Regions from separate parts of the Homo sapiens genome. Here region 2 is linked to region 1. Evidence: chromatin loops called from intact Hi-C (ENCODE). Cell type or tissue: psoas muscle. All regions are shown on one strand. Each heading gives the region's core, and the rest is flanking DNA. Links, peaks and the distances in the headings are about the cores only.

Evidence for each region. A loop is a pair of places that touch in the nucleus more often than their neighbours do. Peaks named below come from ENCODE experiments on the same cell type or tissue, not always from the same donor. Only the 100,000 strongest peaks of a DNase experiment are listed, where the experiment ranks them.
Region 2: it touches region 1 in a loop (7-fold over the local background); 1 of 110 quality-filtered maps calls a loop at or near these places.

What each region holds. Positions count from the first base shown.
Region 1 is chr10:103,443,285-103,448,577 of GRCh38, reverse strand. It overlaps PDCD11 (programmed cell death 11), which reads right to left. Exons shown (of 36, transcript NM_014976.2): 33 at 5,245-5,293; 34 at 4,510-4,663; 35 at 3,896-4,061; 36 at 2,284-3,200. The coding sequence ends at 3,029. It overlaps CALHM2 (calcium homeostasis modulator family member 2), which reads left to right. Exons shown (of 4, transcript NM_015916.5): 4 at 1,010-1,792. The coding sequence ends at 1,426. Among named protein-coding and RNA genes, the nearest start is that of CALHM2, 6.4 kb to the left of the region's middle. In psoas muscle, for the core only: no CTCF peak of the experiment used is centred there; DNase peaks (open chromatin) are centred at 1,238, 2,187 and 3,887; H3K4me3 peaks cover 3 bases; H3K27ac peaks cover 2,577 bases.
Region 2 is chr10:102,793,459-102,798,823 of GRCh38, reverse strand. It overlaps WBP1L (WW domain binding protein 1 like), which reads right to left. Exons shown (of 4, transcript NM_001083913.2): 2 at 729-831. Among named protein-coding and RNA genes, the nearest start is that of CYP17A1-AS1, 37 kb to the left of the region's middle. RefSeq lists an enhancer at 2,465-2,514. In psoas muscle, for the core only: no CTCF peak of the experiment used is centred there; DNase peaks (open chromatin) are centred at 2,253 and 3,203; H3K4me3 peaks cover 2,350 bases; H3K27ac peaks cover 5,000 bases.

The DNA.
Region 1 (5,293 bases), core at 1-5,000:
CACCTAATTTTTGTATTTTTAGTAGAGATGGGGTTTCGCCATGTTGGCCAGGCTGGTCTCAAACTCCTGACCTCAAGGGAGCACAGATTTTCTAAAAGGTTTCTTCAATAGGTAAATAAGAAATGTAAACAGAGGCTGGGCAGTGGCTCACACCTGTAATCTCAGCACTTTGGGAGGCCAAGGCGGGTGGATCACTGGAGGTCAGGAGTTCGAGACCAGCCTGGCCAATATGGTGAAACCCTTTCTCTACTAAAAATACAAAAATTAGCCAGGAGTGGTGGTGGGCACCTGTAATCTCAGCTACTTGGGAGGCTGAGGCAGGAGAACTGCTTGAACCCGGAAGGTGGAGGTTGCAGTGAGCCAAGATCACGCCACTGTACTCCAGCCTGGGCGACAGAGCAAGACTCCATCTCAAACAAAAAAAAAAGACAAAGAAAAAAGAAAAAGAAACGTAAAGAGAGAAAAGGCTGGAGATAGCACCAGAGCGGGAAGATGGTAGACAAAGAAATGATACTTATTTGATGCTGATCAAATGCCCCCAGATCTCTGTACAGGAGCAAGTGGTGAAACAAGGATGACCTTGCCTGTCCTTGCCCTCCAAGCATTTCAGACAAGCACATGTGTGACCTCCAAACAAGGCAGATGGTGATGAGAGGAACCAGGCCACGGGAGATTCAGAAAAGGCACAAGTGCTCCCAGAGGGGCCTTTGAAGCCTTCCCAGAGGTGGCATCTGAGCTGAGCCTGGCAGGTTGAGCTGGGTTTTGATGGCCTGAGATGATGGCAGGGGAAGGAGGTGCTCTTAAGTTTGCAGGGGTGGCAGCAGAAAACGCAGGCTAAGTCTAAGCGCAAGTAGAGTGTGAGTTAAAGGGGGTAAGGAAACGATGGAATCACAGCCACAAGGGCCTGCTTCTCTTACCCAAGCAGAACTTGCTCCTTTTCCATTCGCTCTGGGGGGTAGGGCTTAGGCAGTTCCTCGCCCCTCCTGAACTGTGCCCATTCTCTGGCCAGCTCTTTGGATGGCTGCTCATCGGCGTGGTGGCCATCCTGGTGTTCCTGACCAAGTGCCTCAAGCATTACTGCTCACCACTCAGCTACCGCCAGGAGGCCTACTGGGCGCAGTACCGCGCCAATGAGGACCAGCTGTTCCAGCGCACGGCCGAGGTGCACTCTCGGGTGCTCGCTGCCAACAATGTGCGCCGCTTCTTTGGCTTTGTGGCGCTCAACAAGGATGATGAGGAACTGATTGCCAACTTCCCAGTGGAAGGCACGCAGCCACGGCCACAGTGGAATGCCATCACCGGCGTCTACTTGTACCGTGAGAACCAGGGCCTCCCACTCTACAGCCGCCTGCACAAGTGGGCCCAGGGTCTGGCAGGCAACGGCGCGGCCCCTGACAACGTGGAGATGGCCCTGCTCCCCTCCTAAGGAGGTGCTTCCCATGCTCTTTGTAAATGGCACTACTTGGTCCCAAACTGAACCCCACTGCTTGCTCACATCCATATCAGAAGGGGATTTTTAAAAAACTGTTATCTTCTTGGCCAGGGGAAAGGACCACAAGGCAATCTGGGGTGTGGACAGACCCAGTAGACAATGGAAGCCCCAGCCAGCAGGGCCAGGTGACAGTGAAGCTCACCAGTGGGCTCCTTTATGGTACTCTATGCAGTTAACATGTATCTAGCTGCATAGGGACACCCAGCGCAGCAGTGCACCACTGGGAAGTGGCCTCCAGTGCAGCCTCTGGCCTTATTTTATATATTTAAATTTTTGATAAAGTTTTTCTTACTAAAAGGACTAGCCTGGTGTCTGTGTGATTGAATGGGCATGCCACAGCAGGCTGGTGGTCATAGGGCCAGGCCCAAATCCTATGCCGTGTTAGGGAAGGGGACAGGACTAAAATGGCCCACAGGGGTGGCAGGGAGGGTGCAGTGAGTACCAGGGGTTCAACACAGGGGAAGGCTCTGGGGCTGATGATCTCTTTGCAGTTGGGTTCTATTATCTGATTTGGTGTGGGGAAGAGATGAAGCCTGGCCTTTCTCAGAAGGAAACAGTCTGAAATTTCACGAGTCAGAAGATTCTGCGCTCAGTGGGCAGGCCAGAACTAGCTCTCGTAACCTAGTGCTCATGTCCAAGAAGCAGGCCAGCCCCAGCTTCTCCTTCCTCCCATCCCTGCCCGCCACCCGCCCCACCTCTAGAACCTTTGGATGCTCTCCCTTGGCCCTGTCCGGCTTCCTGGCATATGACTCAGTCATTTCCCATGGAAAAGCTCTCAGGACACTTAAAGCTCTGCCAGAGAAAACGTTTAATTCCCTCATGACCAAGACAAAAAAGAACTGGCTTCAACAACTAGCTGGGTCTGTGCTGGCCTCCAAGACCTTGAATAGCCCAGATATGGAGAGGTTAGGTAATGTGGCCATAGTGGGCGTGGGATGAGACATCATCAGTTCACGCCAACACCCGTGGCTTTCCTCAGCAGCCCAGGTTTCTCCATTTCCCCCTCTGGGCTCTGAATTTGTCCTCCTGTCCCAGACTCATAGCCTCCCCTAAAGGGCAGAAGGTACCAGTGAGGCTGAGGCTGAAGGAACACCCAGAGACTCCAAGATCGGAGGGGAGGGCCCACTCCCTGGAGCCTACTGACCCCCTCCAGCTGGACTGACAGCCTGCCAGGGACAAAGCAGGACCCTGACCACAGGACCCTCGGGAATAGCCCCTCTACTCTTGCTCCCCAGGGAACTCCCCTGGAAGAGGGACCCTCAGCATTTCTGGGAGTCCAGGGGCCTGCTGCCCACAATCCCCAGGTAGCCTCAGATAAGGAAAAAGATAACAAGTTGGTACTGAAAATAAAGCAAGCGAAGAGGGATTTAAAAAATCTCAACTTCCTTTTCATCCTGACAGGATTTCCCCAAGCGTGCTGCAGAAAAAGCAGCATTTAAATAGAGTCCTGAGGTAACAGTTTTCCGAGTGCCCAGGCACTCGAGGCGGGGCCGGGCTGGCCCATTGTTGACAGTGTCCCACAGAGCCAGCCTGCCACTAGTCCTCTAGCACTGAGCTCTTGGCCTCCACATACTCCAGGGCCTTGGCCTTGACTGCCTGCACATCCTTCTCAGTGCCATGCTGCTTCTCGTAGTCCAGGTAGCGCTTGAAGAAGAACTTCATTCTCTTGGGGGCCAAGCTCAGATGAATGACCCGCTCAAAGATGTCCCTGTTGAGGAAAAGCAGAGTGGCATTTGCCTGTCAGTCCCAGGTCACGTGCTTCCTGCCTAGCACTCACCCACTTGCTCTCAGCCCTGGAACCAGGACCCTCTCCCATCCAGGACTCCCACTTCTACCATTATCTTTATTAATCCATGATGAACTCCCATGATGCCTTGGGGAGAGGCACTACCACCCTCATCTTCCAGATGAGCAGATGGACACCCAGAGATGGTAAGGGACTTCCCTGCCTAAAGCCACACAGTGATCAAGACAAAGCTACTGGGATGGGGGACACAACAGTGAGAAACATACATAGTGAAGGGCTTGGGTGAGGCACCTGTTCTTTTTGGACCTCAGTCTACTCATCTCTAAACCCTCCCTGTCTTGTGGAGACGCTGGGGTCAAAAGCAAGAGAATGCCTGTGAAAGTAGTCTACAATGAGAGTCAGGAACAGTGTTAATTATGAGAGAAACTCGAGTCTCTTGACAAGGCTACCTCCTACCAATGGTTTCAGACACAGACCAGATGCTGGCCTTTGAGGCAGAAAGAGGAGTTGAAGTGAATGTCACTGGGCCTGGGGCATCACATCTAGCTGGTTTTCTAGATCAAGTAAGAGAACTGGGATGCTGAGAGCTGCTGTGGGACCAGTGCCTACCACGCCCTCTCCTGAGGAACTCGGCCTTGGCCAGCTGCCCCACTCACCGGACGTCCTTCTGGCTGCCGTGCTTGATGGTCATGTCGATATAGACCGACCAGACATCTGTGCGCTTTGGGTAGGTGCTCAGCGTGTTCTCAAAAATGGCTTTGGCCCGCTCTGCATCCCCCAGCTGAAACTCAAGCTGGGCAAACTTGGCAATGACATCCACATCTGCAGGGAGAGGACTGCTCAGAGACCCAACAAGCAGACAGCCCCCTCACCACAACACAGTGTTCCGCAGGGTCAGCGTGCACCTGACTCCCTGCTCTTGGGTCCCAAGACTCAGGTTGTGACAAGAGGGACAAAGACCCAAAAGGGGTGGGTTTGGGGCCAAATACACAGATGGGCACTGCAGACACACCACTCTCTGGGCACAGAAGAGGTGGGGGATCCCAGGGGCAACAGAACTAGTACTAACTGCGTTTTGTTCCTCCATCTTTTGGAGCCTGACATTTGAAATTTAACATGCACTGTTATGCTGAGGGGCAGAGAATCAACAGGCAGCAAGAGGAAAGCCCTCACAAGGCTCTCCTGACTTAGAAGAAGCAATGCCACAGCCAGTTCCTACTCCCCGATCCTGGAGTGCTCATGGGCTCAGGAGCTGGGAATGAGCACTCACGCTCCTTGCTAGGCAGGCACTCCAGGGCTCGCTGCAGCACGCGGTGACTGGCTGCAGCCTGGCTCCTCCGCAGAAGGAAGGCGCCGTATTTGATCCACACAGCTTTCTCCTGCCGGAAACGCTTCAGCATCCGGTTGTAGAGTTCACCAGCTTCCTGTGGGAAAAGACGAGGCACGCTGAGGAGAGTGTGATACTACAGAGGGGACAAGACAGACAAGCAGCAACACTCACAAGAAGCTAGACCTGGGCTCCCAGACACCAAATCACTCTCAGGGCCTAATGCTAGAGACCTGAGAGGAGCGGGAGGGAGGCTCACAGAAGGGCACCGTGAACAGGCACAACACGACGGAGGGGATTCCCTGCTGATCCGCACCCATGGGAGGGCGGTCCTAGCCTAGAACATGAGAATGACAAGGGGGAGTAGGAGAGACGCCAGAGCGGATGCTGGGCCGGGACGTCCCCTTCTGTCTGTGATGCCCTGCCAGCAGCCCAAGGCAGACACACCAGGGGTCCACTGCCCCTTCACTTCCAAAGCCACTCCTTCCCTCACCTTGACCCCACAGGCCTGAAGAAGAGGTGAGGGAAATGACTTCTTTTACTTGGAAGATAGGGAAGTTGGGGCCCCGATGTTGGGTGGCAAGCTCACAGCAGGACTGGACCCAGCACCCCAGGGGCTCTTCTCTGAGATTGTGGCCCTGGAACTCCCAGGAGTTCGTCTGTGGCCCAACCTCCTACCTGGAATTTCTCTGACTTGGCGTAGATGTCAGCCAGGTGGAGAAAGACT
Region 2 (5,365 bases), core at 170-5,169, 650 kb after region 1:
CCCCTGTGGTCCTTACAAGAAAATGGCATAGTGACCATCTAGAGTGGCCTGGCATTCATAGTAGCTTGGCTTGCAACCTCTCTCTGCAAAAACAGCAAGCCAGCCAGGTGTGGTGGCTCACGCCTCTAATCCCAGCACTTTGGGAAGCCAAGGCGGGCAGATCACGAGGTCAACAGATCGAGACCATCTTGGCCAATACGGTGAAACCCCATCTCTCCTAAAAATACAAAAATTAGTTGGGCATGGTGGTGCACACCTGTAGTACCAGCTACTCAGGAGGCTGAGGGAGGAGAATCAGTTGAACTCGGGAGGCAGAGGCTGCAATGAGCTGAGGTTGCGCCTGCACTCCAGCCTGGTGACAGAGCGAGACTCCGTCAAAAAAAAAAAGAAAGGCAAACCTGGGCTTCTGGGAGGGCCCAAGGAAGCATCTAAGTTGTTGTCAGCTGCTCAGCACACAATGGAGAGGGCAGCCAGGAGAACCTCAGGCAAGAGCTTCTGCAGCAGACCTGGCTAAGACCATATTCTCTAGTCTTCAGCTAACAAAGTCCAAAGAGCACCAGAACTCTCTTCCTCTACAAAGGAAGCACTTCTGGAACCCATAAACAGATTCCACTCACCAACACTGTCCCCAAGAGAATCCGAAAAGGGCTAATGCCCAGAGTTTCCCACTAAGCAGAGGCAGTAACTGGGACCCTGGGATACTGAGAGGCACCCAAGCAAGGACTTACACCAGAGTTCATAGTAGTAGTTGCAGCACTGAGACTGTCCACAGCAGTGTCCTGTGTCACAGATGTAGCTTTGATTGTTGGTACCCACACAGGCTTCCTTATCCTAAAAAATTAAAAAAGCATGTTAGCATATTAAATGACAGCTTTTGAACACTTTCCTTCTCATCATTGTCCTCCTGGTTGTCTATTCACCAGCCCCCAAAACAGTTTGTATCAATGTTTATTCCATTAAGAAAATCAACTTTGGCCAGGCGCGGTGGCTCACACCTGTATTGCCAGCACTTTGGGAGGCCGAGGCAGGCAGATCGCGAGGTCAGGAGTTCGAGACCAGCCTGACCAACATGATGAAATCCCGTCTCTACTAAAAATATAAAAATTAGCCAGGCGTGGTGGTGCGCGCCTGTAATCCCAGCTACTCAGGAGGTTGAGGCAGGAAAATCGCTTGAACAAGAGAGGCAGAGATTGCAGTGAGCCAAGATCACGCCACTGCACTCCAGCCTGGGCGACAGAGCGAGACTCCATCTCAAAAATAAAAAATAAAAAAGACAAACAAACAAAAAAAACTTTAAAAGATTTACACAACAACAACAGAGTTTAGGGGAAAAAATATGGTTTATTAAAGAGGAGAGGAGATTCAGGACACAAAAGCAATTGGCAGAGTGAAGTTTTCCTCAGACAGGACAGGCAAGGGCTGCCTCACTTTAGGTCCAAGTAGAAACATTTCATGTTCCGGTGCTAACCTCAGCCGGTAGGAGGGTGATGATTCCCTGGTAATTAGCAGTACATTTTAAATAAAACTGGCTTTTCTGTGAAACTTCCTGGAATAATTAAAGCGGTATGTATTCTAGGATTAGCATCTGCTCAGTTATTCCATTCTTCTTTTTAAAACACTTTCTCTCCAAGGTTAATTCACAGTGTGATCCTAAAGAGGGCAACAACAAAAAAAATCTACAACTGAAATTCTTTACTTTTCAATAAAGGGCCGAACTGCTCAGATAACCCAGTCTAATTTCAATCTGCTAGATCATTTTTGCTTATTGAAAAAGAATCCTGACTGGATCCAGGATTCATACTGTCCCTTGTCAGGGACACTCACATAAAGGGCACTACTGAGTGGCCATCTAGCTGTCTGCCAAATTCTGTCCACAGCACTGGTGGATGAGGATGGAGGGGAACTTTAAAAAAAAGTTTCACATGTAAGATATAAAATACCTCCCAGACCAACGTTAACCTCAGCCCAAAATGTACTTGGGGCCACTATGCAGATGACGAAACCTGTAAGGCATCTGCTATATGTGGCCTTCAACATTTCTTCATTCTAAACAATAACACAGTCACTTACTGGACGCTGTCTTTGTGCCAAGCATTGTGTTGGGTTCAAGGGATACAAAGATGAATAAGACATTGTCCTTATCCCCAAGAAGCTCAGAGTTAAGAAGGAAAAAAGCCCTGCTCAGCAAATAAACTAAAGCCACAGTATTTGCGGCAACTCAGGCTGGCCCTGCCCACAGTGCACATCCGGCGGACAGCTGCCAGTGGAAACTGAAGTCACATGGTCGGCTCCTCCTCTCTGGGCCATGCTTTACTACACTGTCTACTTGGCCAAGGGTATACACCAGGCACTCCAGTGACTGTCTACAGGGCTAGAGGCTGGGCAGAAACAGGACTGGCACCTGAAGCCACACGGAGAGGACAAGAGAAAGCACAGGACTGAAAACCAGTTCCCCGGCTTAGTGCACGTTTCCACCATAAATCTTTAGGTGTTTCTTGGTCTTAAAAACTTTACATTCTGATATGACAGTTTAGAAAGAAGGAAACGAGAAATTCATAAACCCTGACAATGAGGCCCTCACAACATTGCACGCAGAGTTCCTTCTATGTGCTCCTTCCCCCGCCGCCCCACCACCACCCTCCCATGTCCACCATAAGCAAAATGAGACACTGGCTATCAAGTTGGATTTCTCATACCATCTACTTAATCCTGTACTAAAAGTGAAAAACAGAATGATTTCTACTGGCCATGTATGCCATTCACACCATCATAGCTGAAAAACCATTAAGTTGAACCATCGCAAGTTGTGGACCATCTAAATATCTTGTCCCCTGTACTTCTTCCTCCTTCCGTTTTCACCATCCCATGCCCACCACAAACAAAATGAGACACTGGCTATCTAGTCAACTTCTCCTCTGAAGCCTGGTGCGTGTGGAAAAAGCAGATCTATGCTTGCTACTTTGGCCAGAACACACACTCTTTGACTTCAGAGCAAAACATGCCTTTCATAAAAACATCAGAAAGTTTCTCCCCAGTTTACCAGGCCCTGCGAATGCCATTCTTCCGGCACTGGCTTAAAAGAGCACAGTTCAAAGTGTCCACATAGTTTCTAAAAGAGGCAGTGGTGCCTACACTTGGCACAAGAAAGAATCCAATGACACTTCTGTCTCAGGAAAATTCACCAGAGGCAGCCCAGGCTCGGAACACATGGCTGTCAACTGGTCTTAAGTGAGACATAGAGTGGAATGCATTTGAAATCTAAACAAGTGGCATCCTCATGACCTACTGCTGTCAGTCAGCTTTTCTCTCGGATCTTCTGTGCACCGAGGCAGGGGGCCTGGAATAAACAAGACCTCACTCTGCTTCACCGTTCTGCCTCCGCTTTCCCAGGGAGAGCAGAACAGTGGAAGCATCATTTAATCCAGTGTTCCTCAAACAGTTTTTAACACAGTACGGAAGTTTCTCGGCTTACGATGGGGTCATGTTCTGGTAAACCCATCATAAATTGAAAATATCGTCAGTCAAAAATGCATTTAACACAGTTAATCTACTGAACAGCATAGCTTAGCCTAGCTTACCTTAAACTGCTCGGAACTTACATCAGCCTATGGTTTGGTAAAATCCTCTAACACAAATTATTTTACAATAAAGTATTGAATATCTCATGTCATCTACTTAATACTGTATTAAAAATGAAAAACAAATGATTTCTACTGGCTGCATGTATCAATTGCACCACCATAAAGTTGAAAAATCACTAAGTTGAACCATCACAAGTTGTGGCCATCTATATATCTAGTCCCCTGTGGTCCTTCTCCCTCCTCTAAATACAGAGTCCCTGAGCTGCCTGGGATAGTCTTGGTTATGGGAACTGTCATTTTCTGCTGCAGCGGTACGAAAGAAGGTGTACCTCTAGCAAGGAAGAGGTGAAGGAGGATTCAGGAGATAGTGAGATATGAGTGCCAAAGTGAGTTCCTTCAGAGAGACATGCTGGTGTCAGTCAATAGTGGTATGGAAAACCCAGGAGCCTTGGGTTTGGCCCCAGCTCTCCTCGCACCCCCCTACTTTTTTCTTTTTCACTCAGAGTCTAACTGTTGCCCAGGCTGGAGTAGAGTGGCCTGATCACAGCTAACTGCAGCCTCGACCTCCAGGCTCAACTGATCCTCCTGCCTCAGCCTCCTGAGTAGCTGGGACTACAGGTGCACGCCACCACACCCGGCTAATTTTTGTAGATCCCAGCTCTATCACTACACAGAAATGAACTTTAGGCAAGTTACTCAATGGCCCTAGGTCTGGTTAAGATCACCTGTAATGTCTCCTTAAATTTTCTTTTGTGGGGGTGGGGAGGATGGAGTCTCACTCTGTTGCCCAAGCTGGTATGCAGTGGCGTGATTTTGACTCACTGCAACCTCCACCTCCCGGGTTCAAATGATTCTCCTGCCTCAGCCTCCCGAGTAGCTGGGATTACAGGCGTGAGCCACCACGCCCAGCCGTCTCCTTCAACTTTAAGGTTTTATTATCCTCCCCATCCCCTTTCCACCCTGACATAGCAGCCTCAAGCCAATGCAAGATATCATGAAATCTATGTCTCCTCTCATGCAAATCCACAGCAAAGAACAGTGGTGTGGAAATGCTGCCTGGTGATCTTCCACCCCTCCTTATATGAGGAGCCTAATTGTTGCACACCTAGGACTCAAACACCTCCCGGTGGCTTAAGATCTACACAAAGCCTAAGTAGTTAAGAGTTCGCTGGGGCCAGGTGTGGTGGGTCACGCCTATAATTTCAGCACTTTGGGAGGCCAAGGTGGGCAGATTACTGGAGCCCAGGAGTTTGAGACCAGCCTGGACATGGCAAAACCCCATCTCAACCAAAAAAATAATAATACAATTAGCTGGGTGTGATGTTGCACACCTGTAGTCCCAGCTACTTGGGAGGCTGAGGTGGGAGGACTGCTTGAGCCCAGAAGGTTGAGGCTGCAGCAAGCCATGATTGCACCACTGCACGCTAGCCTGGGTGACAGAGCCAGACCCTGTCTCAAAAAAAAAAAAGAGTGAGCTGGATCTGGGTTCAAAGCCCAGCTTTTACAGTAGGGCTATTAACTGTGTGACCTTGGGCTAATTAAATTCTCTGGGCTCCTACTATCAACATTATTCTGTGAGCCACTATTGCTGAGCATGAAAGACCATCCAAAAAGCACTTTGCCTTCACTCAGAATTGTTTCAGAACAGCCAAGTTCTCTGTGGCAATGTGGGCTGCTCCAGACACATGAAGAAGAAAAGAAAAAGGAACTGGAAAGAATGCAATGGAAAGGTCAAATATGAAAAATTATCAGCACCCTTTATGATTATCCTATGCTTTTACTAT